Linked DNA regions of Homo sapiens: region 1 is linked to region 2. Evidence: chromatin loops called from intact Hi-C (ENCODE). Cell type or tissue: PC-3. All regions are shown on one strand. Links, peaks and the distances in the headings refer to the core of each region. The heading gives the core; the rest is flanking DNA.

Region 1 (16,525 bases), core at 3,038-11,037, 760 kb before region 2:
TGAAGGCTTCCTGTAAATATTCTCTCTCCCTTGAAACCCATTAAAACGTTCATTGCCTTCTGCCCATATGGAGATGACCATTCCTGCATTTTAGTCTTCCCTACCGCCTGTATCTTCTGCAACATTGTAGAACATTATCTTCTGCATCGCTGCAGAACACTGTATCTTCTGCAACATTGCAACTGGTGCTGAGTTGTCCTTGTATATCTATCATCCTATCCCTGATGGTCTCTAAGCTCACAGGACAGGGACATTGTCCTATTCATCTTTGCACTGTCATCCCCAGTGCAATTGATGCATAGGCTCAGAGGGAAGCAGAACAGTCAGGATAGAAAGAGAGAAAGATACTTAGAGATGAGAGAGCCTGTGTGCATTCAAAGAGGAGAGAGTAGCTTCAGATTGGTCTCCTTCCTCCATGAGGCTAATCTCAAACAAGATTCTTGAGAGTTCTTCTCCAATTTTATTATCTTTTCTTTATTAACACTGTGCCATGATCATTTTTTTTTCTTTTATGTTACCTTGATTGGCGTCTGTGTTACTTGAGATGGAAGAGCCTTGGTTAGAATTGAGAGCCTTTGAGAGATGACTGAAAATATCCACAATTATTTTTCTCTGAACACTCCATGAGGCAGGACCCTTTACTTGGGAACTTGATCGATATTTGAAAAATCTTCAAAGCTGATTATATATCTATTTAAAGAAGGATTTATTATTATTATTATTGTTAATCTAGAGTAGTAATTTTTATCCCCTTTGCAGTCTGCAATCACTAGGTGGTAGAGAAGCAGAGGTGAGCTGGGAGAACAGTGCCTATTTGACCTGGCATGGTTTTATTCCTTGATAGTGAAAATATTTCAACTTTTAGTGGTCTAAAAAAGTAGGGTAGAAGACTGAGCTTGAAGGTTACAAATTTCCAGTTCCAGATACTGTGTTCTTGCCTTGGTATTATAATTTAGGAATGTATGAGACTCCCTTGTTCTGTTTGTGTGTATAGTATAAACCCAGAGGTGGGCTGGAGTCATTACCTTTCACCATAAAGGATTAATATGAGTCAGGGTCTGGAAATAAAGCTATTTTTTTTTAATAGAAAAATGAAGGTTTCTGGGACCTGGAAAAAATTGTGTCCTGCTACAACAGTATTAGAATTAGGGATATACTTTAGGAGGTTTGGCATAAATCAGTGACAAAACATTTGCAAACTGTGGGAAACGACAATATATATTCAGGAAGCGTAGCATTTAACTTAAGCAATAGGTGAATATAGAAGAGAGAGAGAGAATTATAGAGAAAGGAGGTAGCAAGGGAAGGAAAGAGAGTTGGGGAAAGATAAACAAATATGAAAAGCCAAAACAGATGGACAAGTAGCTGCTTCAATTAATGAAGAGGTTTCTGTCCTAGTTTCAGGTTGCATATGACTTAGTTGTACTCCATTTTGATGAGCTTATTATATTATTATAATAAGCATTTTTTCCTGAACTAGTTTAACTGGATTTCTCATCTTTGTAAACACACACACACACACACACACACACACACACACACACACACAGGCCTAGATACATGCATTCATTTTCGAGGTGTTTTGAGAAAACCTGTTATGTGTAACAAAGGTCATATACTCTCTGCAGAGGGTATGAAGATAAACAAAAGTTTAATTCTGCTTGGTATGTTTTGCTATAGCCAAGATAAGACCAAAGGGTGTGTTTATTCTTTTCTTTTTGTTGTATAAAAGATGAGTTTAGGGCCAGGCACAGTGTCTCACGCCTGTAATCCCAGCACTTTGGGAGGCTGAGGCAGGTGGATCACTTGAGGTCTGGAGTTCAAGAACAGCCTGGCCAACATGGTGAAACCTTATCTCTACTAAAAAATACAAAAATTAGCCAGGCGTGGTGGTGGGTGCCTGCAATTCCAGCTACTCTGGAGGCTGAGGCAGGGAGAATTACTTGAAACAGGGAGGCAGAAGTTGCAGTGAGCAGAGATCACACCATTGCACTTCAGCCTGTGCAACACAGAAAGACTCTGTCTAGGGAAAAAAAAAAGAAAAAGAAAAAGAAAAAGATAAATTTATAGAGAGCCCATGTTCTCTGGGGATTCTTAGAGAAGCAATAACAAGACAATTTCCAGCCTGGACAAGTTTGAGTCCAGCAGTGGAGGTTCACAGTCTGGCAAACCCTGGAAGGTTCTGCTTTGGTTTGGAAATCTCTGCCATTGGATAAATTCATCAAGCTGTGGGTTGCCTAGAGTTGGTAGTGTCTGCTTTTGGTGTCAGTATTTCATGTGTCAGCACTCTCTCCTCCATCCTCCACCCACCCCCTACCACTATCATTATTCTTATTCATTTATTACAGAATATTAGATTTCTTATTCATTAATTACATGTATAAAGGAATTCATTATCAACCCTGAATTCTTTATCAGGAGATTATTTTGTTTGTGAAGAGACCAAACTCTCTTGCACAGGGTCACCTTTAAAAAGGTTATTTGTTAAAGATGAACAAAGTGTCTGATTTCTTGGTAAAATTTTAGCTAAAATATGAAATGCAAACATGTTCTTTTGTGCAATTGAGCTAAACATACTTGAATCCTCTTTCCAGAAATCTAATCAAATGGAGAGTTCTAACCCTGGCCAAGTTTCCTAAAACATTCAATATACTCCATTGACCTACATCTTTGTACATTGTTAGCAGTTGAAAACATAATATTGTAGTGTGCTAAGGCTAGAATCACAGAGTATTTCAAAATAGTTCTGGAGACCTGGTTATCCTTAAATAGCCCTGCAAAAAAATCTGTCCTATATGTATTTATTGACTTTCTACACGCAATTTGCTGGCACTGTGCTGGCGTTTGAAAATAGTCTATACTATGATTCTAAATGAGAAAAGACAAAAAGTTAGAGAGTGAGGATTTGGCCCTCAAGTAGATTTTAACCTAAAAGCTTCAAAAAACAAAGGTACAGTAGGTCAGAACTATCAGAGATATGGCCATTCATATGAGCATTGTTTATTTGTCAGATAGTGGGTGCATGCCATAGATCCTCAATGTATACATTGATTTGTTCTGGGAACTCATTTACATTCATTGTTTTCTTATTTTTAAAAGGAGTCAGAATCTCACAACAATGAATATTGTGAGAATCTAATTTCAAAAATGAACAAGACAATTCTAAGAAAAATGTACAGTACCAAATTTATAAGATATCATATTTGTTCTCAATATGTTTGTATTTTAACCCCTAGAAGGAAAGACGTCATCTAAGCTGGTACCCCCACAATGTGGAACATGATTGGTGTTAAGTATCAAACTATTAGAAAAACTAATTAACATTTAAACTAGGGACAGGGAAGTGTAAAGGTGGGGTTACAGAAAGAAGGAACTAAATCGTTCTCAAAATAAGTTTACCTAACAGCAAGTGTATCCACCTGAGTTATAAATGACTGAAAATAGTACTTCCTGTGAAAGCATAAATCTTATGTTATAGTAGCCTTGTCAAGCAAAATTCTAATAAGATTTTCACGGAAAATGATACAGCCCATGACAGAAAAATGGGTGGTATGATGCAGAGGTTAATGCGAGGTCCTTGATTTTTGTGCTTTTGGATTTCAGACACACTCAGATTGAACCTCCACCATTAAAAAGACATCTTGATCTCTTCAAAGGTAGCCCTGGGACCTCAGTAACCTTTTTCTGTTTCTATGTTACTTTCCCCTGGCCTACTCCTCGGGCCATGAGCTACAGCACAGACCCATGACTGCATCTGCAGCAGTTCCAGGAGGGCCTCAGAAATGATGGAAACGATTGGCATCACCAATAGTTCTTCCACAATCACAGAATTTCAAATCTTTTTTTTTTTCCTTTAAAAGTTCTGAAATGAGCCTCAAAGGCACAATCTAGAACAAATTTCTTCATTCATATTAGATTGCCTAAATCTCTCATTTGACCAAAAAAAGCCTTCAAATATACAGAACATTAATATTTGTTTAAAAGGGGTGGGTTTATAAAAATAAGCCCTAATTTCCCACAGGTGCAGCACACACACACACAACGCCAATTATTTGAACAAATACTTTATTTATTTATTTATTTTTGAGACGGAGTCTTGCTCTATTGCCCAGGCTGGAGTGCAGTGGCATGATCTCGCCTCAGTTCAAGCTCCACCTCCTGGGTTTACGCCATTCTACTGCCTCAGCCTCCCTAGTAGCTGGCACTACAGACGCCTGACACCACACCTGGCTAATTTTTTGTATTTTTAGTAGAGAGGGGTTTCACTGTGTTACCAGGATGGTCTCGATCTCCTGATCTGCCCGACTCGGCCTCCCAAAGTGCTGGGATTACAGGCGTGAGCCACCGCACCTGGCCCTACAAATACTCTTCATTTACAAAATAATTCAGAAACTAAAAGAAAACAACTTAAGAGTTCTTATCAAAATTGGTGCTGAATATTTTCCATTTGTCCTTCCAGATCCACTCTGCTGATCCTGACCCCTATATTGGGCTGCAGGAGGCTGAGCTATGTAGACTACTTTACCTGGGCTTCCTGCCCTCTGGCTTCAGTTGGCTTCAACCCATTAAGGGAAACAGCAGGAAAAGGAAGGAGGGAGAAGCAAGAGATGTCTGAGTTGATTTCCTGGGTCCCCGCTCTTAGAGGACACTGCATGCAGACTGAATCCCCTTAATGAGGGCCAGGGCTTCCACTAAATGGTCTTCCCCAGACAAACACCTTGCTACTTCTTCCCTTTGACTCTAGAGGCAGGGAAAGTAACAGCTCCCCTCCTTGTGAGCCCCAGGGTGCTGCACTCTCTCATGTCGGTTTTCCTTCTGTGGCCTTGAACAGAAACAGAAAAACTGAGGCAAAAACATAGAGTGAATTAAACTCAATAGAGTCAGGAATTTCTGTCTGTTTTGCTCAGGGCTTAGAAAAGTACCTAGCAGAAAGTTTGTACTCAGCCTGTATCTATTGAATTAATTATTATGCATTTACATTTTTATTACATTATAATTGTTAAGTAGATAATGATCTAGAAGCTAGGAGTATAATGATCCATTAGCTAGACCCTACCCCTTCCAATCTGGAGTAGATGGAGTACTGAATATTACTGGAGCCCATGAAAGGGATTATCTTATCCATATGTTAAGACCTCCTTTTTTTTTTTTTCTGAGAAGGAGTCTCGCTCTTGTTGCCCAGGCTGGAGTACAATGGTGCAATCTTGGCTCACCGCAACCTCCGCCTCCCAGGTTCAAGGGATTCTGGTGTCTCAGCCTCCTGAGTAGCTGAGATTAAAGGCTGCTGCCACCTGCAGCTAATTTTTGTATTTTTAGTACAGACGGGGTTTCACCACGTTGGCCAGGTTGGTCTCGAACTCCTGACCTCAGGTAATCTGCCCACCTCGGCCTCCCAACATGCTGGGATTACAGGCGTGAGCCACTGTGCCTGGCTGAAGACTTCTTAACATGGAAGCTGAGAGATAAAGAAGGTATCAGCTAGTGACAGGTGACACAGCAGCCAGGTAGAGAGGAGAGGTGTTTCAGGCAGAAGAAATAAAAGCATGTACAATGGCCTGAAGAGTGAAAGCATGATTCACTCAGGCAATTGGGAAGTTCATTATGGCTGAAACACAGTATTTGAAAAAGAGAATATGGAGAAATAAAGGACAAGAAGTACACAGTCAGATTATGGAAGGGTTTATACAAAATTTTAGGAAGTTGAGATTTCATGTCAATTAAGCACTCATAGAATGGGACAGAGGGAAGGTAAGGAAAATAATAGTGTGCTCTTCTACTGCAAAATATAAACACACACACACACACACGTTCATTTTGTATCTCTCAGTCTAAAGAGGCTAAGAATCCCAGGAGTTACTGTAAAGTTATGATTCTCTCATTAATATTCTTTGACATGCTTAAATAACAACTGTGACAAAACAGTTAACAATTATTGTGTGTTTATTATGTTATGACACTATTCTAAAACTTTATACCTGTGATTTCCTTTAACACTCAGAATAACTCCTTAATACTCTGGGGTGATTGCTATTATCTGCAACTTACAGATAAGGAAAACTTAGCCACAGGGAAGTAAATGACTTGCTCAAGGACATATAACTAGTAGGTGGTAAAGGTTTTTTTTAAAAAGGGGAACAGTTGCTTTTCCTTACCACTTATAGAGGCAGGTGGGGAAAAGACCAGGGATCAACATTAATATAGAACACAAATGATAAAGGCTATGCTGATAAGCTAGCTTTATAAAAAAGCAACAAATTGTGCATGCACCTTATGCTATGGCATAGAGACCAAGTTTAGCAAATGGATGAATAAAGCATGTTGAAACCAATGTAATCACAAACACAACAATTAAATTGCTTTTCTGTAGGGAAAATTTGACAAAAAAAATTTTTAATGTCAAAGGAGACATAGAAACTAAAAAAAAAAAAAAAAAAAGAAAAGAAACTTGAATCCAAACAGGTCAGGAACCAGTAAGTCAAAGCAATGCCTTGTGCCTCCATTTTCCTAAATTAAGAATAAAGTTATACCTTATTTTATTACCATATTGGAGTGTTTAAGAATTATGCATCAGACAACCATTTGAAAATAGTCTATACTATAATTCTAAATGAGAAAGGACAAAAAGTTATTTGAGTCAAATTTCTAAGTCTAGTTTAAATAGAAAAAATAATTAATTTTTAAGAAAAAATATGCTCTGGTTGTTTGATACCAGCAGATGGCACCCTAACAAAATAATTTGTGTGCCATATGTGAACTTTTTACAGCCCTCTGTACCCTCAAATACCAGTCAAGTTCACTGTGTCCAGACAGGGTAGGAAAGAGAAAAACCAAAGTCAAAACTTCCTGTTTTCAAATCAAATAATTTTTATTTTGGGAAGAAAGAGTAGAAAAAGAATTTTCTGTATTAGTCTTCATTTTGTGAATACCAAGTTAGCTTGAATCACTGTTGCAAGAAAATCCCCTATAAATCTGCATTAAAATCCCATTATAAAAAACAACAAGACTACATTTAAAGGAATAAAATGGGCTGATCCATATATTTTCCAGCACCACCCCCCAATAAAAGGATGTTAGAGAAACAAATAGTCTTTCTGAATGCTTCAGCTGTCAGAGATGAAATAATGCTGGAGATTTTTTAAAAACAGTTTGAGAAGGACTTAAACATTAAGTTTGCATTAAGACTACTGCCACAATACCCATTTCAATTTCAGGCCTATTCAATTTGAATTGTTCAAAATAGATAATGGGTGTTTGAATTTCACACTCTTCTCTTCTCCCGCTCCCCACTATTCTTGTGATTATTGTTATTTTTAAAGCAAATATAGGATATTATGTCGAGATCATGAAAAAGTGGGTCTACAAGGGATGAGTGTGATCCTGTTTTGGCGAGAGTCAGGGTTACCACTTTTTCTTTCTTCTTCTTTTTGTCTCCTCTTTCTTAATTCCTGGCACAGTTATGTGCCATCTAATGAATGACATCTTGGTCAACTACTGACCACATATACTACAATGGTCCCATAAGATTATAATATCATATTTTTACTGTACCTTTTCTATTTTTAGGTATGTTTAGATAAAAAATACCATTACATTACAATTTCTTACTGTATTCAGTACGGTAACATAGGCTATTTCATATAGCCTAGATGTGTCCTAGGCTACACCATCTAGATTCGGGTGAGTACAAGCTATGATGTTCCCACAAGGATGAAATCACCCAGTGACGCACTTCTCAGAACATCCCTGTCGTTAGGTGACACATGACTACATTCGATTTAAGAATTCAGCCAGATTTGACAGGGCGTGGTGGCTCATGCCTGTAATCCCAGCACTTTGGGAGGCCGAGGCGGTGGATCACTTTATGTCAGGAGTTTGAGACCAGCTTGGCTAACATGGTGAAACCCCGTCTCTACTAAAAATACAAAAATTAGCTGGGCGTGGTGGCAGGCGCCTGTAATCCCAGCTATTCGGGAGGCTGAGGCAGGAGAATCGCTTGAACCCAGGAGGCAGAGGTTGCAGGGAGCCAAGATTGCGCCATTGCACTTCAGCCTTGGTGACAGAGTGAGACTCTGTTTCAGAAAGAAATGGAAATAAATAAAAAGAAAGAAAGAGAAAGAGAAGGAAAGAAGGAAGGAAGAGAAAAGAAAGAAAAAGAAAGAGAGGACGGAAGGAAGGGAGTGAGGAAGGAAGGAAGGAAGGAAGGAAATCAGCTAGCCAGATTTGCAGTTTTCCTATTATTATTATTATTATTATTATTATTATTATTATTATTATTTGTTTTGAAACAGAGTCTCGCTCTGTCGCCAGGCTGGAGTGCAGTGGCGCGATCTCCCCTCACTGCAACCTCCACCTCCCGGGTTCACGCCATTCTCCTGCCTCAGCCTCCCGAGTAGCTGGGACTACAGGCGCCCACTACCATACCTGGCTAATTTTTTCTTTTTTTCTTTTTTCTGTTTGGACTTTTAGTAGAGACGGGGTTTCGCCATGTTGGCTAGGCTGGTGTTGAACTGACATCAGGTGATCCGCCCACCTAGGCCTCCCAAAGTGCTGGGGTTATGGACATGAGCCACCGCGCCCGGCCAGTTTTCCTATTATTTTCTGTTATTTTCTTATAGCTGAGGAGTAATGACCGAAGTTATTAGCCCTTTTTAAAATTAAGCCTTCTCATCTACTTCACTCTTCTAACAAATAGTTGTTACCTTCTAAAAAGATGCCAGTTATAATTAACTTTCAGGAAACTGTAAGAAACGAACTAAGCTTTGGTATAAAAACTACCCAGGGTCGGCCAGGCGCAGTGGCTCACGCCTGTAATCCCAGCACTTTGAGAGGCCGAGGCGGGCGGATCACGAGGTCAGGAGATCGAGACCATCCTGGCTAACACGGTGAAAACCCGTCTCTACTAAAAATACAAAAAAAAAAAAAAAAAAAATAGCTGGGAGTGGTGGCACACATCTGTAGCACCTGTAGTCCCAGCTACTTGGAGACTGAGGCAGGAGAATCGCTTGAAGCCGGGAGGCGGAGCTTGCAGTGAGCTGAGATCGCGCCACTGCACTCTAGCCCAGGCGACAGTGTGAGACTCTGTCTCAAACAAACAAACGAACAAAACAACAACAACAACAACAACAAAAACGACCCAGAATCAAAGATGAGCCTTCGCTCTAAGACGGAAACTCCAGATATGAGGCAGCAGCAAAACGCAACATTCACGAGCAATCTACTTTCGTGGTATACTAGCTACAGAGAAAGAAGAAAGACAAGGAAGATTGAGGACGCTGATTCCCAGCGCAGGCATGAGATGTGCCAAATTGTGAAGACCATAACGATGCAAAAGGGAACTGCAGCTTCCTGTTCGTTTTCTCTGCCTTCTAGGTCTGTTCTAGGATGAAATCTTCTGATCTTCCAGAAACGGCTGAAATCAAATATATAATTTCATCTTCTTTATGATCTTGAATGAGAAAAGAGAAAGAATAAATAGCCCAATCGGTTATTTTAGAGATAAGAGTGTGTATGGGAGAAATCAGAGTGATTTTCTTGCTGAGAAGATGGAATGGCTACTGGAGGCAAAACCCTTTGGGAAACCCAATGAAAAGAGAAGCTACTTCCCCAAACCTTTGGGAAACAAGTAAAACCAGTGCTTTGTAGATGAAATACATGATGAAGGCGATGAAGGCAATGAAGCTCAGTGCATTAACAGCCAGCCTTGACTATGAAGTTTGCAAACAATGATGGTTAACATGTATTGAGCACAGCATACGACTTAAGGAGACTTCTACACTTTCTACTTTAATTAATTGTGTATAAGAATCCTATGATCTTGTTGCTCTTGCACATACATTTTAAACCTGAGAACTCTGCAGCACAAACAAGATTTACTCCAAATCACTCAGGTGTTCTAGGCCCACCTTCAACCACTGATCCATACAAACTCTCTAATAATTACACGGGAAATTTTTGTAAGCACTAAGTTTTTTTTTCTGGGAGAAGTCGATACCCTACTCCTATTACCACTGTCTGAACAAAGATGAAGAAAGATTGGGCTTTTATAAAGCAAAAAGAGAAGGTAATTTTCTTTCCTTAATTTTGGCACAATGGAACTTTTTGGGCTGATGACAAAGCTCAAAACTACCACAATTTGACACCGCCTGAAAATTTGGGTCAGCTGTCTTTATTTCACAGTGCGTGGTCAGCATAACTGATTGTCAGTGTCTGTAGAAAGGATTTCCCACTCCTCACCAGAATGAGGTCAAGGTTAGGAGGCACAGAGAGAAAGGTAACAGCAGGTAGAGATTGAATAAAGGACACCAGTGCTTTCAATAGATGCAGGAAGGCTGTTTTGGAAACACTGCAGAAGAGCAGTCAGCAAAGGAACACATCACGATGGTTTCAAGCCAATGAGAGGGGCCTCGAGACTTCTCTCTCTATCCAAAGAGACCCCTTTCTGGGGATAAGAGAGAAGTTCTATTAGTTTGGAGTCTCCCACTCTCTTGATGACTAGTCTGGCATTCTAACATTAGAATCATGCCTGAAGACTCCTTGGTCGAATGTAAAGTTATGAGTGCCACTTGAGAGTCTGTTCTTCCTCTAGAAAGACATAATAATGCTCATGGAATACTACTCAGCCATAAAAAGAATGAAATCATGTATTTTGAAGCAACATGGATTGACCTGGAGGCCATTATCTTATGTGAAATAATCCAGAAACAGAATGTCAAATACTGTATGTTCTCACTTATAAGTCGGAGTTAAATAATGCATACACATTGTCATAGAGAATGGAATGATAGATACTGGAGACAAGGAAGGATAACGGGAAGGTGGATGAACAATTACTTAATAGGTACAATGTGCACAATTCAGGTGATGGTTACACTAAAAGCCCTGACCTCACCATGTCCCATATCCGTGTAACTGCACTTGTACCCCCTAAATCTATTAAACCATTAAAAAAACAAAGACTTAATGATGGCAGGCCCTGCCAACTAACTCCTTGATGAAGGAGCAGCTCAAACCCATTCACCTTTCTTTCCTTCTTGGAGTTCCACAATGCAGGTGGTTCCAGGGTCTTCTTAACTACCACTATCTTTTCACACTCACTTCCCATCAGCCCAATTTGTTTTTCCACTTTATACTAAAGAACTCCAAAGAGAGAAGCTAACAAAACCTATTAAAGGTAAAAGTTGAGTAAGTACAGTCATTAGCTTCTCTGAAGTTATTTTCCCCCTTCTGTGTATTATCACCATCAAGGCTAGGCTGATGTTTAGCAAAGAGCACCTGTCAAAACAAAAGAAGAGTTTCACACCTCACAATTTTAAGCCCCAGGTAAGAAACTCAGCCTGGTGGATCGACAGAGAGGAAGACAAGAAACCTGAAACTCCAAGACTTGAAGTAGAGTTAAATGAGTTTCCTCTGGGTACCAACAGGCTTTTGTTTAACACGATTAAATCCTCTTTGTTTCATTACAGACATCAATGTGAAAACAAACAGTGTGATCAAGATAAAGGCCTGGAGGAGCATTCTGTTTCTCTTTTTCGATCTTTTTCTTGGAGAACTATCACCACCTCTCAGTGGATAGGCTTAAAGGAACTTAACTGGCTCACAGAAAATTGATGAGCTGAGTAGAGCAGGTGTACAGGAAAGCTTTGAGCTGTGGGGTTAGGGAATGGAAAAAGTGTGAAGCACTATGTCCATGACCAGATCGGGTGATAAGAGGACTGGCTTCCTTTGCTATCTAATTAATTGCCTTTCTTTTCAAAACAAGTCTTTGATTTCAAGAAGCACCTGCAGAAGATAAGAATGACTCCTACTGAAATGTAACAACCAAAAAGCCCATTTTGGGGTTGGGGATTGAGGGTGGGAGTGTAGAGTTGGGGAACAGGAGAATGGAGATGGAGGAAGGAGAAGTTACAGCCAGGGACCAAAACAAAAAAATATCGACGAGTCAAGAGACAGCAGTCAGCTAAATCCTATCAGGGATGCGACAAAATTGATACTAGTGTGCCTTTCCAAAGCAATTCTTTCTATATTATTAAATTGCTTATTTCATTGTTTTTAGACAACACTAACTCCTCTTCCTAAACAAAACATGGACATTGTCAGCATAACAGCTACACTGAACTGACAGAAGCTGGGGTCATCCATATACACATTTTAATTACCTCTTTTCAGTCAGGAACATCATTAGAAGTTTATTATTACCCGCCACTATCTTGTGATCTTAATTGGCTTCCTTCACAGACGACACCCTGAAGCCAATGCAGAAGCTCTGGCAGCCTCCCAGAGACAGTGACCAGATCGGTGGCACTTTACACTGATACTGTCTTCAGCTGAATAACAACCATTGGTTTAAGTTTTATGCTAGTCATGAGGTGGAAGCTTCTTTTAACACCTGTATGCAGAGATGTTCCTGATTCAGTGGTGTTGAAACACACACTGAGAGGCAATGACTTTTCACATACCTTTCTTAGGGTTATAGAGAAATTACCAAAATGGAGGAAAGGGATATGCCAAGCAGCCAGTGCCAGTTATTTCCTGTGGCTCTCTTGGAGTCTGGTAAGAAAAGAAAAAAAAAATGCTTACCAAATCTGGATCTGTTGATACTCAAATTAAATCTGCAGAATGGGCCATGGTTATCTGGCTGCTTGCTGCTCAGAAAGTGTAGAAACACCCTTAAGTGAATAGTTTGCACTGGACCCAAATCAATAATAGTTATTAAGTTAGTTTCCAAAGGGGTCTTAGAGATAATGGCAAAGTTTGAGGCAAGGGGAGAAAGAGAATGATTTATGAAATAAACATACTGTGATGTTTTATGGCGGAAGGAAAAGAGAAATAACTTTCTGTGAACAGAATTAATAATTTTGTCTTTGTGAAAGGAAAATAAGTAAGTTCCAAAATTTTAAACGCTGGGGTTCAACTCCTAGAAGATCAGGCTGATGATACCTCTGGGAATGTTACCTGGATACCTTTCTACGCATTATTGATTCCTGGTTCTGTGTCTTCAGGTATTCACAAAAAATGAGCTAAGTCACAAATATGCTCACATTGAATAATCCTCACAATTCAGCTAAATTTTGAGCTCCCTCAAAGAGAAAATAAGTTTTTAGAATGATACATATATTATTGTATTACTTATGCAGGATAATAATGATTAGAAAGTTTGTTTATGCTTTTATGGTTGAGTCAAATAATATTTGTATTATTAATATATTCCTGACATTCTTTTAAAAGTTATTCTTGTCATTCATTGTGATCTGCAGCTCTGAAAGATACACCTACGAACATGTTCATAGAAAGAGCATAGTATTATAAATGGCTAGACTTTTAGAAGGAAAATTTTTCATTCAGTGACTTGAACTAGTGTGGACATTAAAGTATTTGGAAAGAATCACCAATTCACTTTGTTATCTCCTCAGGTTTTTGGCTATCAGAGGATTAATACATCTGCTTTATTTCTGGCAATTACTTTCCAATAACCCTGAAACATAGGTCAACTTTTCCAGAACCTTATATTTCACTATTATAGCACTCAATTATTTAATTATAAGTGAATGCTATAAAAATATAAAAATATAGGCTGGGCGCAGTGGCTCACGCCTGTAATCCCAGCACTTTGGGAGGCCAAGGCGGTAGGATCACGAGGTCAGGTGTTCAAGACGAGCCTGGCCAAGATGGTGAAACCCTGTCTCTACTAAAAAAATACAAAAATTAGCCGAGCGTGGTGACAAGTGCCTGTAATTCCAGCTACTCGGGAGGCTGAGGCAGAGAATTTCTTGAACCCGGGATGCAGAGGTTGCAGTGAGCCGAGATCGTGCCACTGTACTCTAGCCTGGGCGACACAGTGAGACTCAGTCTCAAAAAATAAATAAATAAATAAAATGAAGATGATAAAAGCTACTTCAGTTTATGGAATTCATGAATGTGAAGTTTTGTTATCTATATGTAAGTATAATTTCTAGGTCATACATATAGGTTTAACTTTTAAAATGTGTCTTTTAAGACATGATATTGACATGTTCTTTCCTCAAATACGGCTGAATTCTGAATGAGAAGGAGCTTAAAAAATAAAAAAAATTGGATGATCAATTTAAATCACTGTGATCATTATGAGATGGCTAAATATGATTTAAACCACACGCGGTGAAATAGGGATTAAATACAATTCCTCTCTTCCCTTCACTACCAATCATGACCTCTTGGCGGCTCCACTTCTGCTATTGGCGTGGTAGGCCTTAGCCTTCAGAAAATAAAGGGTTTCCTTCCCATGTTCGTTTTGTGTTTACCTTACGGATTTCCTCTTTTAGGAAGATAAGAAAATTAGTTTTGTATTTCAACTGCTTCTCTGTATTGAAACAGAATGGTGAAAATACAGCTGTTTGAAACATACTGTGAGCAAAAAGGCAATGAAATATTATTTTTAAGAAGAGTTATCAAAATCAGGGTGCCAATCACTCTTAGAAGCAGGGTAAAAATTACTTGCACTTCAATATTTATATTTATATTTATTATAAGAAAAAAGTTTCTTTTTGTGGAAAGAAGGTGCAGAAAAGGGCACAGTATTAGCTAAATATTGTACCTTAGAACATCAGTCATTTCCTTCTCAATAGTACTGAAAGGGTCTAATTTATAAGTTTTTCCATCTCCCTGTTATGCTGGTTTGTAAGTTCTGACACTGCTACTGGTATGTTAATGAGAAGCTAGCGTTCCATTAAGAGAAAACCATATGCTCTGCTGCCTACTGTGAAAGAGAAAGCATGTAATGTGGCTGTTGCCTTAGTAACACATTAATTCATTTTGTCAGTGTTGGCACAGATCATTTCATTTATAAGAAAACAAGTATAATAGTTTACCACATCTATAATATTTACAGTGTTTCTGTTACAAAACAGTGACAAAATGAGTTTAAAAAATAGAGTTGGTATAATATCATTAAAATATGGAATTTGTGGTAAAATTTTCCCTGTAAAAATGAAAAAAAATAAAGATTGATGTAAAATTTCTTTTCACAATTCTACTTAAAACATTTTAACACCAAACTGTTTGCTTTTTAGCATATTTGTATTATACTAATAACGTGCGTCTGCTGCAAAAAATTTAGTCCATGAAAAACACAAGTGCATTAACAGTTTTTAATGAATGCTAAACAAAATATTTCATACAACAGTTTTGTTAAATTACAACCATTATAAACCTAATCGTATGCTAGTGTGTTACTCATAACAAGGCTAAACATTTATCTAGTTTTATCTGTTCTTCCAGATGTTTATTAGTATTCTAGCACTCCTAAAATATTTAAATTAAACCACTCCATTTTCTCATGTGAATGCATTTTGGGTTTTATTCATAGAAGATCTAGTCACATGTATACCTAAATAAATATAGTACACTGTATATGCTTTATGCACAAGTGATACTTAATGTGAATTGAGATAATCCAAAAGCATGATAAAGGAGAGAAGTGATTAGAGGAAAGACAAGTTCCTGTTTATTAAAGTCTGCACCTGCAGCAGGGTATCAGTTCTACCCATCCTTAGGGTATTCCACACCTGTAAACACACATTCTTAACAACAAACATTTTGCATCTGTGATGTTCACTTACATTTTTTTAACCAATAAAAAGCTAACTGTGTACAAGATAGCGAGCAACTATCATTTATTAGTTTATGGAATGATTTAGGTTTTATGTCATTTCAAAGGAAGCATTTATGCATTTACTTAAGTTATACAAATGGGTGCAAACCACTGTGAAGCTGGCCATCTAAGTAATGAATGGCCAATTATACTTTCAACAGTAAGAAATACTTTCCTAAAATATCAGTGTTCAATGGGTTCATCCAAAGCTTCATGAACCAAATGTGAGTGTTTTTGTTTTTGCTCTCCTGACTATCATCACATCAATGCTCCCACGTTTGATGGGATTCTTTCTAATTAGAACCCAAGACCAGAGAGTACTTTTAAGAGTCTCCTTTATAGACCTGCAATATGAATACTCTAGGAGACACTTAAGAAAATAAAATTTATGATTAGCTTTGATGAAAATGACTTTAGTTTTAACTTCATAATATCTCTGCTTTGATATGAGTAAAATAGTTTGAATGGCTACATCACCAGAAGAGAAAATATAACCAAACATCAATGTGATTTTATATGATGAAGAATTAAATGTCTCTAAAATGTAATCATATCACATTGACTTACCCAATAAAAGTAACTTAATGAAGTATTTTATCTAATTCATATGTTTTTGCTTATTAGTTTGTGGTGCTTGAAAAAAATAAAACTGTAAACTTCTCAAGATCCTTCTTTTAACTCAAGCTATTTCTGTCAATAAAACTGTTTTGTCAGCAGTTAAATGACACCACATTTATGTTTTAAGTACACTAAATTATGGGTAGCTTTATAATGAGATTCACTGATTAGACTTACTATAAATAATATGATACATATTACTGTGATTTTGGTTAAATAAAAAATTATCTTAAGGTGTATAGCACCTGAAATTTTAAATCATTTTGATCTTAACAGTTTTAT
Region 2 (16,525 bases), core at 7,622-15,621:
TCTTTTTCTCCCTTCTCTCCCCACAGAGTCGCTCCCGCCCCTACCTACATCCCACACATTTCAGGAGTCCCCTACGTATTCTACAAAACACAGAACGACCATATGAGCCACTTCAGTCCTTCTCAGCATTAGGTGACTGATTTACATCAGAATAAAACAAGAGTTTCTTGCTGGTTTTAATGTAATTAAAATGCACCATCCCTGTATGTTCCCAAAGGAGTGGGAGGAAAAGTGTTTGGACAGGGGACTGATCGTCAGTAGGTTTTCACAGCGTGGTTTATAAAATCACTTTTAAGCTCTCTTCCACCTAGCTGTCACTGAGAATTCGGTTTGAGAGGAAATGACTTTCTAGACGATTTTTCATCTAGATGATTTTTCATCATATTCAACCAAGAGTCTTTCTCATCCTCTAGCTCTCTGAATGTCCAGAAATGTAATAGAAACTCTGCATTGATTTCCAAAGGTCTAATTTCCGGAGGAGCCCTAACTGTCCTGTCCTGCCTACATTGCCTGCCCTCTAACATCCTGGGAATGGGAAGTAACACTGGGATCGGTGGCGGCAGAACTGCGGACCCTAACAACTTCAGATTGTTGAAAGGGGGAGGGGAGAATGGAAGAGAGGAATGGAAAGGCAAAAGAAAAAACATTTGTGTTCATTTACACATTTCCTGTGCAGAACAAAAAAGTCCCACCATCAGCAAAAGAAGTCTCTTCCTCTAAAATAGCAGCCAAAGAGAGAAAATTAGAATATGCATAAAGTCTTTCATTTTCATTCGCACAGAGCACGATTTCCAATTTCCGGCAGATTTGTATTTAAACTGCTCGATTAATCCCAATTTCTGAACAGCATTTTACTTAGCATTTTCCCAAAACTCACCTAAAGAGTTATTATTCCCCTCCCATCACCCTGTTTTGGAGCCTCCCTTTTCCCTATTCTCCAACTGAGAATAAGAATTTCATTGATAAGACTGCAACTTTATTTTTCCTGTCCATTGTTTTCCTCTTAAAACTAGACTGATGCATTGGACCACAGTTGAATGCAAGCTGGTTGTTGTCTGTGAAGCCGCGACTGCAAACGAGAGCCTGTTGGAAAGGATATGTTTTTGAAATGTGTACCTAAAAGAGAATAAACATGATAGGGCCAATAGACTCTTGCAGATCCTCTCATGTCATCAAAACCTTTCCCATTCTACCCAGGTCATATCTTTTCACCACTAGCAATAGCTGAGATGCTTGGACATAATCCACCCTCCAAACCTTTCCTTCCCTCACCCCTTTTAAGGAGCTTGATAGACGATCATGCAATTCTCTTCAAAGGAATATTACTCTTAAATATTCAGAGTGTCAGTCCATTAAATCCCCCTACAGCCCATTACTAAAATATTTTGCTTTGCCACTTGTGCAACAGATCTGGCTGTATCTGCCTTGAAATTTTCTTTGTTGGAAAAAATGTTATTGAGCTTCATTTGAATATCTTTTCTGAAATATCATCTCTTGACTTGGGCTTACGGCTCCTGCTTTTGAAACTGTATATGTTTATTTTACTTAGTAGTAGAATGTTAGAAGAAGAAAATTACTGCATCTTGACTTACGGAAAAAAAAATATATATCTTAATTCTATCAACCCCTAAATTCCTCACTCTTGCACACCCCAAGACAGAAAGAACCCTTTATTTGATTCATAATGTAATCTAAGCAAAATGTAGTGGTTCTGGCTTTCCTTCAGTGTTTATAGATCGCATGTAAATCCCAATTATGAGTAATCAAAAACTTAGAAATACTACTATTTGTTCAGCTTTCAGTTTCTGTAAAGAACATACATATTTGAACCATATGCAGCATGGTATATGTAATATAGGTGCATAAGCATTTAAATATATGGTTTAAGTATCTGGTTAGCTAAACAGTCATTAAGATACTGGGATATAGAAGCATATTAATTTTGTTAAATGGGTCCATAAACTCTGCATGTGTAATAGTGTCTGCATGACTTACTACTTTGAAATAACTGCTTTTATTGTTTCTTTTTCTGTCATGACAAAAGTATTACACTATTTTAGTTATGCATTTTTCTGTTGAGTTGGAGGTTCTCAGTTATATACTATTAAAACCAAAATGTTGGAAAATAAATTCTCAAAAGCCAGTCGGGAGTAAATGTAACAGGATTGAAGGCCACATTTACTGGCAGTGCTGATTTCTTTTCATTTTCTTATTGAAACAAATGTTTGTTTCTTAATCAAAGGAACAATTCAAACAAAGATGAAACTATCATAATAACAGTATTTTTCTTAAAATACTATTTTAATTAGAATTTCATTTTATATGGAAAGCTCCTGTTTGATTTCAAGCTGCAGAACTGTACTTCCAGAAGAGTTGGAGTGAATTTAGTAGTTATGATTAGTGCAGTGAGAAAGCCTGGGGGTATCATTGAAGAATAGATTGATACATAGTTACAGCCAGAGCTGCATTTCTCCCATTGCAGACTTAGGCGAGATAAGACTGAACATCACCTCAGAGAATTTATCATGAAAGCTCCTCATTCTTTGCTGATCTTTAGTGAAATAATATTCTCATGAGCTGGAATTTTTCTCATACTTTTAACAATGAAAAGACTAGGAAGAAATGAAATGAAAGAGGATTGTTCAGCCTCCCTGCCGTGAAAGGTGAAAAGACAGATGCATGGTACTACAGCAGGGAAGTTGTATCCTTTCCCCCTCACCCCCCTTTCTTCCTTCAACTACTGTTTGGTTTTGGGATAGTGTGTATATATAAGTTTGAAGACAATATCTTCATTAAAATTTTCTAAAGGATAACACTTGCTTTTGATATTTATGCCTTTCTCTTTATAATTTTTAAGGTGTACAGATCTTGCTTTTACATACATTACTAGGCTATATTACTTTTCAAGTAAACAGAACAAAGAAAATATGTTCAATGGTTACTCTTCCTTGACCTAAAATTGTCCTTCTATAGCTAAGATCCTTCTCCCTTTGGCCTTAGCTGCTGGACTGCCAAAGAATTTCTGTCTCAGTCTCTGTTCTCTTTCATAATCACCCTTCCTCTCCTAACCAGCTTTCTTTTCCCTCTCACAAAAGAAGGAAGTTAGTTATAAAACAACCTGCTTTCACCTCAGTATCTTCCTGATAAATATTGAGTCTAATTCCCTCCCAATCCATTTTTTAATTTTCGTTCATTTTCTTTTTGGGGGGATAATGGTGCCTGGGGGTTCATGAGATGAGAAGAACATGGGGCTGAGAGGAGAGTTGGATTACTGCAGACACAGACTCGCTGGCAGATACTTTCAAGCCTAGTCCTAGGAACTGATGGCTGTTCTTTCACCTAAACAATAAACCTTGGCAAGTTTACAGCTCACAAAAGCATTTTTCCCTTCTCCTGAAGAAATGGGCTGAGATTTACTTGCCAGACCAACACCAGTTACTAACATCTTTAACCTGCTGTCTTCCCTCCAGGTATACTGCCTTCACTTCATTATCCTCTTTATGTCTCTCTATCCCTAAAGGAATCAAAAGAGTTCATCTGGGGGATCTAATTCCTACTTCTTATGTCTTGCCCTATGGGCTGGCTTCCTTAGGGCCAGTGATCACTTTGGACTCACAGGAACCTCAGTGACTCAGCCCTTCTCAAACTCCTCAGCTCTGTGAACTTGCTTCCCAAATAGGACAACTTGCCCACTCACCAGCAGGGCTCCAGTCAGAAGGCACCTGGTCCTTCTACCCAAGAATCCTTTCACATGTCTGCCTCCGCACCCAGTTTCCCGTCCCCGCCCCCCGCCAAGGTTGGTTTATTTGGGAATGTCATCTGCAGGGCAGCATGTCCATAGCAATAAAGGGGAGTGGATACAAAAATACTCAGTGCCATTAAAAAGACATACCATATTAGACCAAGGGAGTCTCTATTAGGAAACTTGGGTTGGAATAGATCATCCATTTAACCAGTGAAACAAGAAATCAGAGAAATGCCTGACTGCAGCTGTGAACCACAAATTTCAGACTGAAATGGATTACATCTTCATCCTGTCAGCCAGATAAATTATTTTAAAATTGTTTCTGCTATTATTTGCATTATTATTATTAACAGTTTATTTTTGTCATTATTGTAATTTTTGTTATTTATTTTTGTTGTTGTTGCAGCTATTATACTATTCAACAGAAGTTTAGAAAGATTAGTCAGATTAATTAGTTTATTGGTAATTTAAAGCTGAAAACTAGTAATTAAGCCAAAAACTAAAAATGATCAGGGATGATTCATACTAATGTAGGATTTGGGAGGAAAAGAACCTAAATTTTGGACATAAAATTTGGCAGCTGTGAAATAAATAGGACTTGGGGATAAAAAAATATGATAACTGAAATTTTCTTAGTCATTCAGTCACTCCCCCTCCCCCAAATTCAGCTAAGATTATTCTGTATTTGCTTGGTAGAGGAAAAAAAAATTCTATTTGTTTTTGTTGACAGGGAACAAAGATCCCATGTATGTTCTTCATGTGGTTTGCATTTTCATGTGGATTCCCGCTGCTCAGGACCAACCAAACATTTAAGATCACTCCCCTCCAAGTTTGACTCTTTCATCTCTTTGCTCTTGTTAGGCACCTCTCTGAAGAGGGTGCATCATATAAGACAGGTATACAATTTCAGCCCTCTCAGACAGATTCTGTGGAATATAAATTCAATATTGCAATTTTCTTCACAACATGCTCTGTTCTCTTTCAAATATAATTAATGTTTTGATAGCATAGTTCTTTAACTACATATATACACACAAAAACAGACATACCCTCTAGCTTTGCTGTTTGTGTATCTAAAGCAGAAATGGATGCAGTTCTTTGAGTGACTCCTGAAATTCCTCAACTCCAGTCCACAGAGAAGAAATCTGTTTAGGTAAAAACTGCACAGTCTGTTGCCTACCCAAAAATATTTAAAACAATTAAAAATTGTAAGCCCCTAGGATTTAATACTAATTTTTCTGTTAAATTTCCTACAAAATAAAGGATATTCTGAATTGATAATCTGATACGGATATTTACTAGAGAACAGTTAAAATAAACAAAAACACTGTCCTAAAACCCTGGTTGTCTTTTCCAAGTTTTGATGATGGAAATTGAATTTCAATCTCTTCCATTTTATCCAATTGGTGCTAAATTGACAGATGTATAAAAACTAGCAACCACAATAACATAACTACAATGACTTACATAAAAAATTGCTTACTCTTTCAAATACCTCAGCTGTATGTTTTAGTTGAATTAACTCTCTTAATTGCTATCAGTTGTATATAGACATATTTGTATGTGAAGTAGATGGTCACAACAGACAGACACAGATATGTAGATAACATTATGGCCAATAGGAGTTAAGTGAGTAAATGCTGAGCTTCCACATTCAAGTGTACTATATCCCTAAAATTTCATTTCTCCAAATGGATTACAATTAAAAGAGAACAAATAACCTTGCAGATTGCAGGGAATCATATATTTTCTGTCTTTCATATAGAAAATATGTACTATATAATACTTAATCCAACAAAAATATAAGCTTTGGTCTCCCTATGTTGTTACTGAGTTGAAGAAGCTAGATCTGTGGCACTAGAATACTGATTTCCAAGCATCATGGCCATTTTGTTTGAATTGTGAATATATAAAAAATGCTGGTAGGGGAAATATTTTACACATTTCTTCTTTCCACAGATTTTTTAGAGGGAATGTGTAAAAGATTTTATAAAAATCTTTTGAAGTTTTTTTCATAATCTTCATGTGATATTTAATATTTGGAATTATGAAAGAAGATAAAAGAATCAAAAAGGAAGGGAGAACATGTGACTGATTTCAAATAAGTCTTCTTACTGAATGAGAAAGAAAATATTTTCCAGTGTAGTTTTGCAAAAAAAGGGGGAGGGTATAATCAGTGAAAATCTCATTTGTATTTTTTTGTTATGATTTTAGATAATAGCCAAATAGGGTTCCTTTTCCATTACTTTCCTCCAAACTCTTTTCTTTGAAAGCACAAATGTGCAAACGACTTATACCTTTATTCTCTCACAGGCTAATATACAAACAACAAATATTTTCGTTAAATATTTGATAGAAAAAGCCCTTACAGGTCTACAAATTCCATCTTAGTACAAGACTAAATTACCAGTCCAGTTGTTTGGATACAAGTAACCTGACATCTGCCTTTAGTGAGCTATAAAGCAATATATAAAAGGAAGATTTTTACAACATTGATCAGCAGTGATATGTGAGCTATCAAGAAGAAATTATCCCTCAGACATTTTATATTTGTTCTGATTTCTTTCTCCTTATTCCTTTCTTCCAATTTGTTCTTTGAGAGAGACACGACTAATTCTCTGATTCTCCAAATGAGGTTTTGTTTGGCTCAGATTAATATTAAAGAAGATCACATACACGGTCGAAAAATATTGTTATTTTTCTTTAATGGGGAAAATTGGACTCCCGCGTGTCAGATCTGTGGATTTCCGAAAGGCAATGGAAATGGTACTGACATCACTTTGCACTTTAACAATCGGATTTGGTCAGGGTACAAGTTGTTTGTTTAACCCGACAGCTCGGTGCACCCCGTCGCACGCTTTGCACACTCATTAAAACGATTATTCACGACCTGTCGAGTGTTTTCGGGTTCATTCACAGGAAAGGCTTGGAACGAGGGACAGCAATTCAAGTCAACACTGTCCACTACCCCTATGCACGTGAGGACGAGTTGCTGCGTGCGTAAAAAGACGAAGGGAGGGGTGGGTGAGTACGCCTTAGCTATAAGTCCCGTTCATCCGATGCTCTGGAATCTCAATCTCGACAGAATGCCAAGAATGCTTGGTCCTACAAGGACCACGTCGTCGCTACGTTAACTTCAAGGGCTTGGCACAAGACAAAAAAAAAAAAAGGAAAATAAAATAAATAAACTCAAAACTCTCCCTCTGCTCCTCTTTTCAACCTTCTGCAAAACTTTTTAAGTCCCAGGACTCGCCCACCTTCTGTCTGCAGCCACCCGCGGGACTGAGCGGCTCCACCTCTTACAGCGCTGACGCTAAGGATAAGTAGTTTCAGGAAAACTCGCCAGGGTGAGAAGATTAATTCCTTTTCCATCTCCCAAGGCCCTATCGTTCTAAAAAAAAAAAAAATTGTTATATTCCTGCACGGACTGGGGGTGGTTGCTTGGCGCAAAAGATGAAGAATAGGGCTGTTAACAGTATTTGCTAAATGTATCCACACTGTTAACAAGGAAGAATTACTCCTCCAGACTTCAATAAAAGTCCTATAACATGAGCATTAAATAGCCCTCAATAAATTAGGTCACTTTTTTCTCTCAATTTTAAAGTTATCTTTCAATATATTGTAATGGTGATAAGAGAGGCACAGACATTAACGCATCTCGATATCCCACTGTTGCTCTGTGCTTATAAAAGGCACATTACGGGGTCTTTAGTTTTCCTATTTGTTCAAATGAATTCTGATATATAACATTCCTGTGAGATATTAGTTCAAGAGAAATGTCTATCTTTGTAAGTTATAATCACACATAATGCTAAATAATACAAAATATGAGTATATATATAAACTATATACTCAAGAACTCCAGATTGTCTCATTCAGCCTAAGCACCCCTGGCATAATTTAGAGTTAATAGATGTTTTAAAACACATGTCTATATTCAAATGATTGCTACTTGATTTTTCATAAACAGCATTAATAAACCCAATGGCCAGCTTATTGTTATGAGGGTAACTTCATCATGCCAATGGAAAAAGACAACCAAGCTCATTTAGCAGTTTCATTCTATTATATCTGACATCACAAAATCATCTTTTTCTATTTTATTGAAGCACATCAATACAATGTATGAAGAAAAGAATGGAAGTTTTCAAGCAGCATGAGGTTTTAATCAGAAACAGATTCCTAATTGCTAAAAAGCAAGTATGAATAAGTAATTTCATAATCTCCTTGGGTTGCCATAATTCACTATCAGGTTTACTTAAAATGGATCTGTCAAGTGTGTTTCGCTTCCTATATAAGCTCTTTCATTAAAAGCAACCTACGATAATAATCAAGAGGCAGATGCTGAAATATGTAAGTAAATAACTGAAAGTCTCTGCATAAATAAACACAAATCAATGTAGTAATAGACAACACTATTGATGTAGGAATGATCGATTTTAGTTTTCTAACCTGCAATCAGAGCTTGCAATGTATAATTAAAAGTATATTTTTCAACTCCACTAATACTACTACTACTGGAAAAAAAATTCTTTCTGCCAGTTCTACCTGAATGTACTTTATTCCTTCTAGTGTATTTCTGATGGGATGGGAGGAGTACTGTTTTTTCTGCAAAAGCTTTGCCAAACTTTAAAATGACATCATTAATTATATAAATTGTAAAAGTATCAAATAATAAAATTACCACCTAATTCTTGCTCTGAATTTTTCAACCTTTATCCCAGCCTCTAATTATTCATTCAGCACATTTTAATAGGAAAAACACACAATAGTGCTTATTATTTTTAAAGATCTTTTTCAACTACTGTAGTACATTTTGGTTTAAAGATTCTTTGGGCCTTTTGTTAAAAAAAAATAAGTTGTCATTTCCTCAGTACACTATGGAAGCTCTCACACTTATACTTGTATATGGAAGCACCATGAAGCAAGCAAGGAGAACAAAAACTGCATTGTTTCAATATTGTTTCATATAATGATTGCAAAACAAACTAGTATCTGACTCAAAGAAATAAATATACTTTGGATTTCTAGAAATTCACATCTGAAACAATGTTTTAGATTTTGCTAAAAGTTAAATTTTCTTTTTGAGAATATGTATCCCTGGAAGGCCGAATTGATTTAGATTAGCAAGCACCAGTATGTGATGAGTTTGAATATTTAGATTCTGGAGAGTAATGAAAATACAGTGCTCATATTTTTTCTTCATCAACAAAGATGCTTATTTACATTCATTCTTGAATCCAGGCTTCTCAAGCACAAGCCTTTAAAAGAATGTCTTCTTTATGAAATTCAGCTACTTTGAAAGGGATTTTTTCCTATGTGATATCACTGGCACACAAATATTGATTTTGATTGTCTTTATAATATTGTATCACAAAACACTCTCTCAGACTTCTCTCACATCCAGGGCCAAGAATTCAAGGGCAACCGAATCCAAAAGGAAAATATCATCAGTTATTATTTAGGGCTAATTTAACAGATAATTTAACTTCAAACAACAATGATCAGGTCATTAAATTTCAGAGCAATGAGAAAATGAAAGAACTGAGAGACAAGTCTCCATAACCCCATTACAGATTTTAGTCTTCGTGCTCAATCAACGGAATCAAAAACGTCTACGCAGGAAGATACGTTTTCACCTTAAACGCATTGATTCAAAGAATGAGACAATAGGAAGAGATGAGGAGGAATAAAGTTGAAAGCGAGGACTCCAGTTTCTGGGAGTGCCAGCGGAGTAGGCAAATTCAACCTAAGCCGAAAATGAACACCCAAATATGTTTGTTAATTAAACACTCCCTCTCTTTCCAACACGAATCTCAAATCTGTAAATGTCCAACATGCTTTCCTCCTAGCGGCTTTTCTGCAAGATAGGGAAGATAGGACCGAAGATAGGGAAAAAGATTACATGTGCTAAGCAACAGACCACGAAAAAAACATGGGGCATTTTATTTTCCCTCCCACCCTCACAAACATAATTTGTGAGTTATTTGTTATCATTTTAAATGCCTTTTCTGATCACAACACTTTCAGAATGTCTGCCTACCTCAAGGTTTGATAGAGGAGCTGGTGAAGGCGGTGTTGAATCATAGAAATTGAGTCTTACTTGCAGGGGAGGGCGGGTGAGGGGGGAGTCAGAAGTGGACCACCTCTATTCTGCATCGCCCTTCCTTCCCATCGCCTTTCCCAGACTGAAGATTACAGCCTGAAAATCTCCGCACTCGCGGGGTACTCTGCCCACCGGAGTCCCGGCCTCCCTCTGGCCAACAACCGGCGCCTTCAGTGCTCTGGGAATTCCCACCCCGAGGCTACCTGTTTTCCTGTGAGATCCCTGCACCTTGGACCACAGGCTTGGGCAGAGAGAAGCAAAATGGGGTAGAAAGCGAAGGGCGAGTGGGGTAACAAGTGGAGAGGAGAAGAGATGTCCATTACAGAGCAAATAATTTTATCTACTAGCTGAGAAGTGCTGAGATCTGAAACCGCACCGGGTAAACAAAAGGAAACAACTTTGGGAGGGGAAAAAAGGTTGGGGGGAGGTGGTGGCACACAGAAGATTAAGAAGAAAGGGAAAAGGTAGGGAAGCGCGCCAGCCAAGGTTCTGAAGTCACTTTTCTTGGCATCAGCCAATATGAGCTACCCAAACGTACAGCTCTGCTTGTCCTGGGCAAGAGCGCCCTCATGTTGCTGCTCCCTGCGCAGCGCCCGGCTTCACCCTCTGCGGGGATCGCCGCCGCAATGTCCCGAGAGCGCTTCTCCTCTCCTCCTCCGCCACCGCGCAGCCAGGGCGGCCCCAACTCAGCAGCTGAAGTTACTTCTCCACACCGGTTCAAAACCCGAGAAAACAACGCTGCCAGGTCCCTGCCACAACGACTTCAAGTCCCGCCATTATGCCACCTCTCCATCTTCACCCCGGAGTCCCTGAGGCGCCGGGAAAAGCTAATTAATAGGACACCGCGACGAGAGTCCCAAATTCGCTTCGGGCCGAGCCAACCTGTGTCTGGCGCGTGCTCTCAGCCACTCTGGGACAGAGAGGCTCTCGAGCGTACTACCGACGTCTCCTAAGTGTGCATTAAGAATCAATTATTTGCCTGAGATTTCCAAAGCCAGGAACTGGGATATTCCCAGCAGGGACAAAGTCAAGCCCAGAACGGTGTTCATTTCCCTAGTCTTTCGAAGAGACAGAAGAGAAGACTCCCACACGCACCCAGTGCCTCACCCGACCCGGAGCAGCCCGGCTAAATCCGACCGGGACCCTGGTGTGACCCAGGCCAAGGAGCTGGGGGCGGAGGGCCAGCTCTGGGGAAGGTTGGCTATGTTAGTGTGCAAATAGAGAAGGGCGATCCAAAGAAGAACTTTAGAGAGAAGCAGGTTCTTGGCTCTGGAGCAAAGAGCTTTAACTGAAATAAGGATAGCTAATAAACCTGTCTTTGAGCGTTAAGAACGTCCCGGAAGTTCCTGTAGCAACCATAAGACTCAGAAATCATATTTCCACGAAATGAATTAATTTACACTTTAGGACCTATTTCAGTCTCCCACTACCCCTTCTCCGTATAATTTTTTCTCGTTTTCTCTCCATGTTCCTTTGCCGTGTCTACATCCTTTTGACCTGGGGATTCACCGTGATTTCTGTCAACGTGGAAAAAAATTATGCATCCTTTCAGCTACGTCTGTTGGTAGCGAGCCTGCTAACATTTTCTAAGAAAAGATGAACACTTAAGGCCAGGACCCCAAAGTCAGGCGTTAAAACTCAGTCCAAAGCAGTCAGTTACACATATTCCCTACCCTACCCCTTCCCCTCTGAAAAGCACTTTCACTTACGGATCTTGCTGTAAGAGCCATTCCAGTCCTGATATCCTTTTCCTCGGCATCCTTCGGACAACCTCAGGCAGAGCCTTAGGTGGTGGGGAAAAACAAAAACAAAACACAGTAGAAATCGGGAGGGAGACAAGAGGCACAAAACATAACAATACATCATCTATTTGCCAGCCTGGAGCCCCCTTGGCCTACATCCTCAGGATAAGGTCCCTAGAACTGACCGCTAGGGTGGGGAATGGGTGCCTTTGGGAGCCAAAATCTGAGGTGGGTTATTTTAACTGCTAGTGATTGAGGGGAAAGGGCCCTGAAGGGAGAATAGAAAAGGGGAATGATTGGTATAGAGAAAAGAAATCTTAAAAAAAAAAAAAAAATGCACGCAAAAGAAAATCTAGCATGAAGTACTAACTGGGAAAGATCTCTAGCACCTTTTAACTCTTACAGGTAGGTAGCTCTTAGGAAGAATGCAGACGTGTGTGCCCAAAAGAGAGAATCTAGATGACCTCTATTCTTTCCATATCTCCAGGATCTGGACTTAAGTAGAAAAATAAAGAGGGGAGAATTTTAATTCAAGTTTCACCTACCCTGCTTGTTGGAATGGCTGCGCAGATTTTCATGCTGGAGAGTTCCATCTGTCTGGCAGAAGCTGAAGTGGTGTTGGGGGCAGGTTATCTGGTGAAGTAGGAATGTACAGGAACCCCGCCCTCTAGGCACAGTTACACAACCCCAGCAACCCATCTCAGCCAGTTCTAAAACCTCTAATGATCTTCACCTTCACCCTTTGTTAGTCTAATTCTCCAACAGGCTTTTAGTCTCAAACACAACCAACCACTTTAGCTGTTCATAAAATTAATTTCTCAAAACCAAAATTTTCCCAGTGCATGCAAATTCCTCAACAATGTTGTAGAAAATACACTTTTTAAAAAACTACACTTCTATAGACTTCTAAATATATTGAATTTATCCACGTATTTGGGTGAAATATGCACCAACTTAAATATATATTAAAATCAATACACTATGAGACTAAATTTTTGCCTCTCTGCCTTTGATTTTATGCAAGTCACATAAACTACATGAAGGCTTCCATGACCATAAGGATATTTGTATTAAACCTTGTTAGTTCTAGACTTCATGTTCACTTGGTTCCCAATTTTGTAACAGGCTGAAGAAACATATTTGAAATAATACTTTAACTCCTCTAGTTCAATTACATCATTTTCTCAGTGTTTTACATATTAATATTTTTTGTTAACTTTACAACAGACAAATTCAAGTAAAATACTTTAAACCTGGAAATAAACTTTAATTTGGGATTTCAAGTTTTAAGTTGTGATCAGTTTCAGTTCCAAAATTTCACAAAGGACAACCTTCATCTTATTAAAAACAATTATAATATGAAAGAAAATAATCCTCAAAAGTTTTGAAGTGTATTTCTGACATAAACTAATTTTAACGGTCAAAGTTGGAGACAACAAATAACACAACATTACAACCCGTTCGATGCAAAAATGTATTATATGCCATGCCAGACTGTCATGTGTTTTTTGAGAAGATAAGTTGAGGGATGATAAGATAGATCAAGGGAAATGAGATGTTCATATTGGGCTTCAGGAAGCCTTTACAAAGTTCTCTCTCCATATATCCACCTTCGTGTCTAGTACACCTAACAAACTTCTAGTCATATCCATTATATGTAATTTGGACATGGGTCCAAGCAGAACTCCCACTCCAATACTTCGTTTCTATGAATTCAAAGAAATCAGTTTTACTCTTGACTTCAAAGTATGATGTTTGCCATTAAAATTCTATTTATCTGTCACCCAAATAAACACTTATAAATACAAATAAGTATACTTATTTAATGTGGCCAAAAAAAATACTCATGCAGGAAAACTTTCTTCTATATCTATACCCCTTTACCTTAGCACAAGAGTTCAACTTTCTTTTTAACGTTTGGTAAGCAAAATTCTATGTTTCCCCTGTGATAATACATTCTTATTCCACAAATAAAATCCATGGCAAAAGCAAACAATAAATCATCACCTTTTTTTCAGCTTGGACACATGTCTCTCTTTGAGCTATTTTGGTTCAAAATGTGTAATGGGGATTTCCTTTGCATAAAACCATTCACTTGGACTTTATTACTATTTTTAATATCAGCCATAAATTTGACTTTTAACACAATAATTTTTTGTGAAATATTTTTATGCTTCATTCTGAAGAACTTAAATTTCAAGAAAATTTGGACCTCTGGTGAAACTGTTTTTATACTAAGAAAATAAAATCATGTCTAATTGCTTAAAGGAGATAATTAAACTAGCTGTCTTGGCTTATTTTTGTCCATTCCCCATTTGTGTATATTTGGTTCCAGCTCTTTTAATTTTCCTGGCCCTTATATATTTTTCTTAGGCCTTTCTCTCTCTCTATCATTCACCTTATGTCTCTCTCTCTCATGCATTCTTTTTGGTGGTAATTATTTTTTCACCATAAAGATCCTCTCTCTCTCTCTTTCCCTCTCTCCACTCCACAGTCCACCCCCTTCTATTTTCCAATATTAAGTATTCAGCATTTCAGTTTCAAATCTATTCCAGTAAGCTTGCTTCTCCCTTAGGCTTTTTTTTTTTTTCCTCCCCCTGAGCAACTGTCTAAGTGTTTGCTGATAACATCTTAGGGCCAGATTATTTTTCACTGGGCCCATTGTAAGAAGTAACCAGCTTATTCCAATACTGCAGAACACATTTCAGACTATACAATTGTAACAAATGAACAACTTGTCCTCCACAGATTCACCACAGGATCCAATTAGTTACTAAACCTTTTACTAAGGTTTTCTAATTATTTTCTGCAATTATAGCGATTGGGCTGCCTGAAACAATTCAAAAAATGTTTTCATTTTGTCTCACATATATACGCATATACAGTATATGCATACATATGCATATGGAAAGTTAAAATTATGACTAAACAAAAGGAACAAATCTCTAGATTGAATTACACAGACATTTAAAAGGGAATCAAATAAATACCTCTACATTGTAAAAATTAAAAAAAGAGGCATTTTACTTCTGAATATCTAGAATTCTAAATTGTTATAATTTTAAAATAAAATATAAACATTGATCTGCAAGTCATTAAACAGGTGATCACTTCAGCAAAATCTATATTGCAACTTCAGCACATCTTTATTAGAACTCTTTCATTGTGGGTAAACAGCCACAAAAATAAATGCTGACTTAGAAAGTATAAATACAAATATTTAAACAAAAATGTTTGCAGCATTCATAGCGCAAATTGTACCTGAACTGAAGGGCTCTGTGTGTCTATATATATTACATATGTGTGCATTATAGTCACTTCTATCTAACCATATACATATATTTATTTATAATTTGCCAAGCTCTATTAACAATATACCTGAAACAAAATATATAAATGGCATTCTATTAATGGATTTGGAAATAAACACAGGGTAAAGAGCTATGCACAGAAAATTAAATTATATCTCTTTTTGCTGTATATCCACAGAAACTTACAGGTATCAGCTGAAAAGCCTATACTTTGTTTAAAGCTAGTGTTTATTAAATAGGCTGCTCCTTGTAAAATTTGTTCACAAAGGGAAAAATACTATTTTCATTTTTAGAGTCAGTTCAAATTAAAGGAGCAGTTTAAATTTTAGTTTGGCTGAAAAAGCCTTTGAATTCCCTATAAGTTGATTGGTCTTTAAAAAATTAGCTCTACTTAATAAAAGAGACAAAAGTATCAAGATATATATGAATTTAGCCTATTTTTTATTTCTGTGTGTTCATAGTAAACATTTTTGTAAGTGACAAACACGGGCATATGACCACAGTATCACAATCAAGAAATTTTAAGACAACATTAACAATCACTCAAATTTATGCGGCATTTGCGCAACACAGGTTACATATTTGCAAGGTTTACCTATAAGTACAATAGGTATTAACATTTCACTACATTTAGAAAAAATAAAAGTGACCTGTTAGTGACCACATACATCAAAATATACACAACACAAACTGAAGGCAATCGTTAATTTTGTCCCCTTCTGATTCAATTGAATGGGCAGTGTTGCCAACTGAAACAACTTTCCTTTTTGTTTGTTTTAATACTTAGTATACCAAGTGCATTTTCTAGAACCCAATCTTTGGTCTAAAAGTAAACAAAAGAAAAAAAAACAGTTCTTTAAAGAAAAGGACAAAACAATAAATGGCCAAAATAATTTCTTGGGCACCTTTACTACGAATGCTTTTTAAATACAAATTACAGTTTAACATTTTAAAATTCTCCCCATAATTTAGGTTGTTCTCAAGGTCTGCGTCCACCATATAGTTCCATGATAACTTATAATACTGCACACATGGAAATCTGGCGGCTCTTAGAGATAGACTTGTCAGGTTTGAATGAAATGGCAAAGCAGTCACTATTTAGATACACATTCTACTATAATTTGACTTCCAAACCTTATATTCTACAATGTATTCTCCCCACATTGCACCTCGCTGACACTCCACACCTTGTTAGAATAATAAACAACCCTAGAGACTGAACAAACGTACAGAAATGGGAGGGGGGGGCTTAATAAAAAATACCTGGACTTATTTTTTTAATTATCATTTACAATGCAAATGTGTGTAAAACGTTCACTTACAGTCTGGTCCCAGGGATGTTAATGTATTAAAGGGTTGGAAGAAGACCCCTGATTTTGATGTGTGAAATAATCAGACAGTCCCCCAGACAGTCCCGTCGTAAAACTTGGCAAAGAGGGTCTTAAAGACTCACAGGGCAGGGTCGAGGGGGCCTGCGGCGACGTGGAGGAGGACGCGGCCCTGGCGCTCATGGACGTGCTGCTCTGCGAAGTCATTGACGGGTGCGGGACGTGGGGGAAAAAGTAACTGGTCTGGCCCGCGAGCAGGTTGACGGAGCAGGGGTTGAGGGAGTAGGTCCCAG

Evidence for each region. Hi-C counts contacts between places; a loop is a spot of excess contacts. Peaks named below come from ENCODE experiments on the same cell type or tissue, not always from the same donor. Only the 100,000 strongest peaks of a DNase experiment are listed, where the experiment ranks them.
Region 1: a loop joins it to region 2, with 5 times the contacts of the local background. A loop is called at or near these places in 2 of 110 quality-filtered maps.

Annotation. Positions count from the first base shown.
Region 1 is chr14:29,527,289-29,543,813 of GRCh38, reverse strand. No RefSeq gene overlaps it. Among named protein-coding and RNA genes, the nearest start is that of PRKD1, 390 kb to the left of the region's middle. In PC-3, for the core only: a CTCF peak has its summit at 6,744 (motif pointing right); no DNase peak of the experiment used is centred there; H3K27me3 peaks cover 2,893 bases.
Region 2 is chr14:28,768,469-28,784,993 of GRCh38, reverse strand. It overlaps FOXG1 (forkhead box G1), which reads right to left. Exons shown (of 1, transcript NM_005249.5): 1 at 14,717-16,525. The coding sequence ends at 16,245. It overlaps LINC01551 (long intergenic non-protein coding RNA 1551), which reads right to left and starts at 12,290. Exons shown (of 3, transcript NR_026731.1): 1 at 12,139-12,290; 2 at 11,561-11,634. It overlaps LINC02282 (long intergenic non-protein coding RNA 2282), which reads left to right. Exons shown (of 2, transcript NR_135255.1): 2 at 27-1,503. RefSeq lists an enhancer at 10,204-10,703. In PC-3, for the core only: no CTCF peak of the experiment used is centred there; no DNase peak of the experiment used is centred there; H3K27me3 peaks cover 7,783 bases.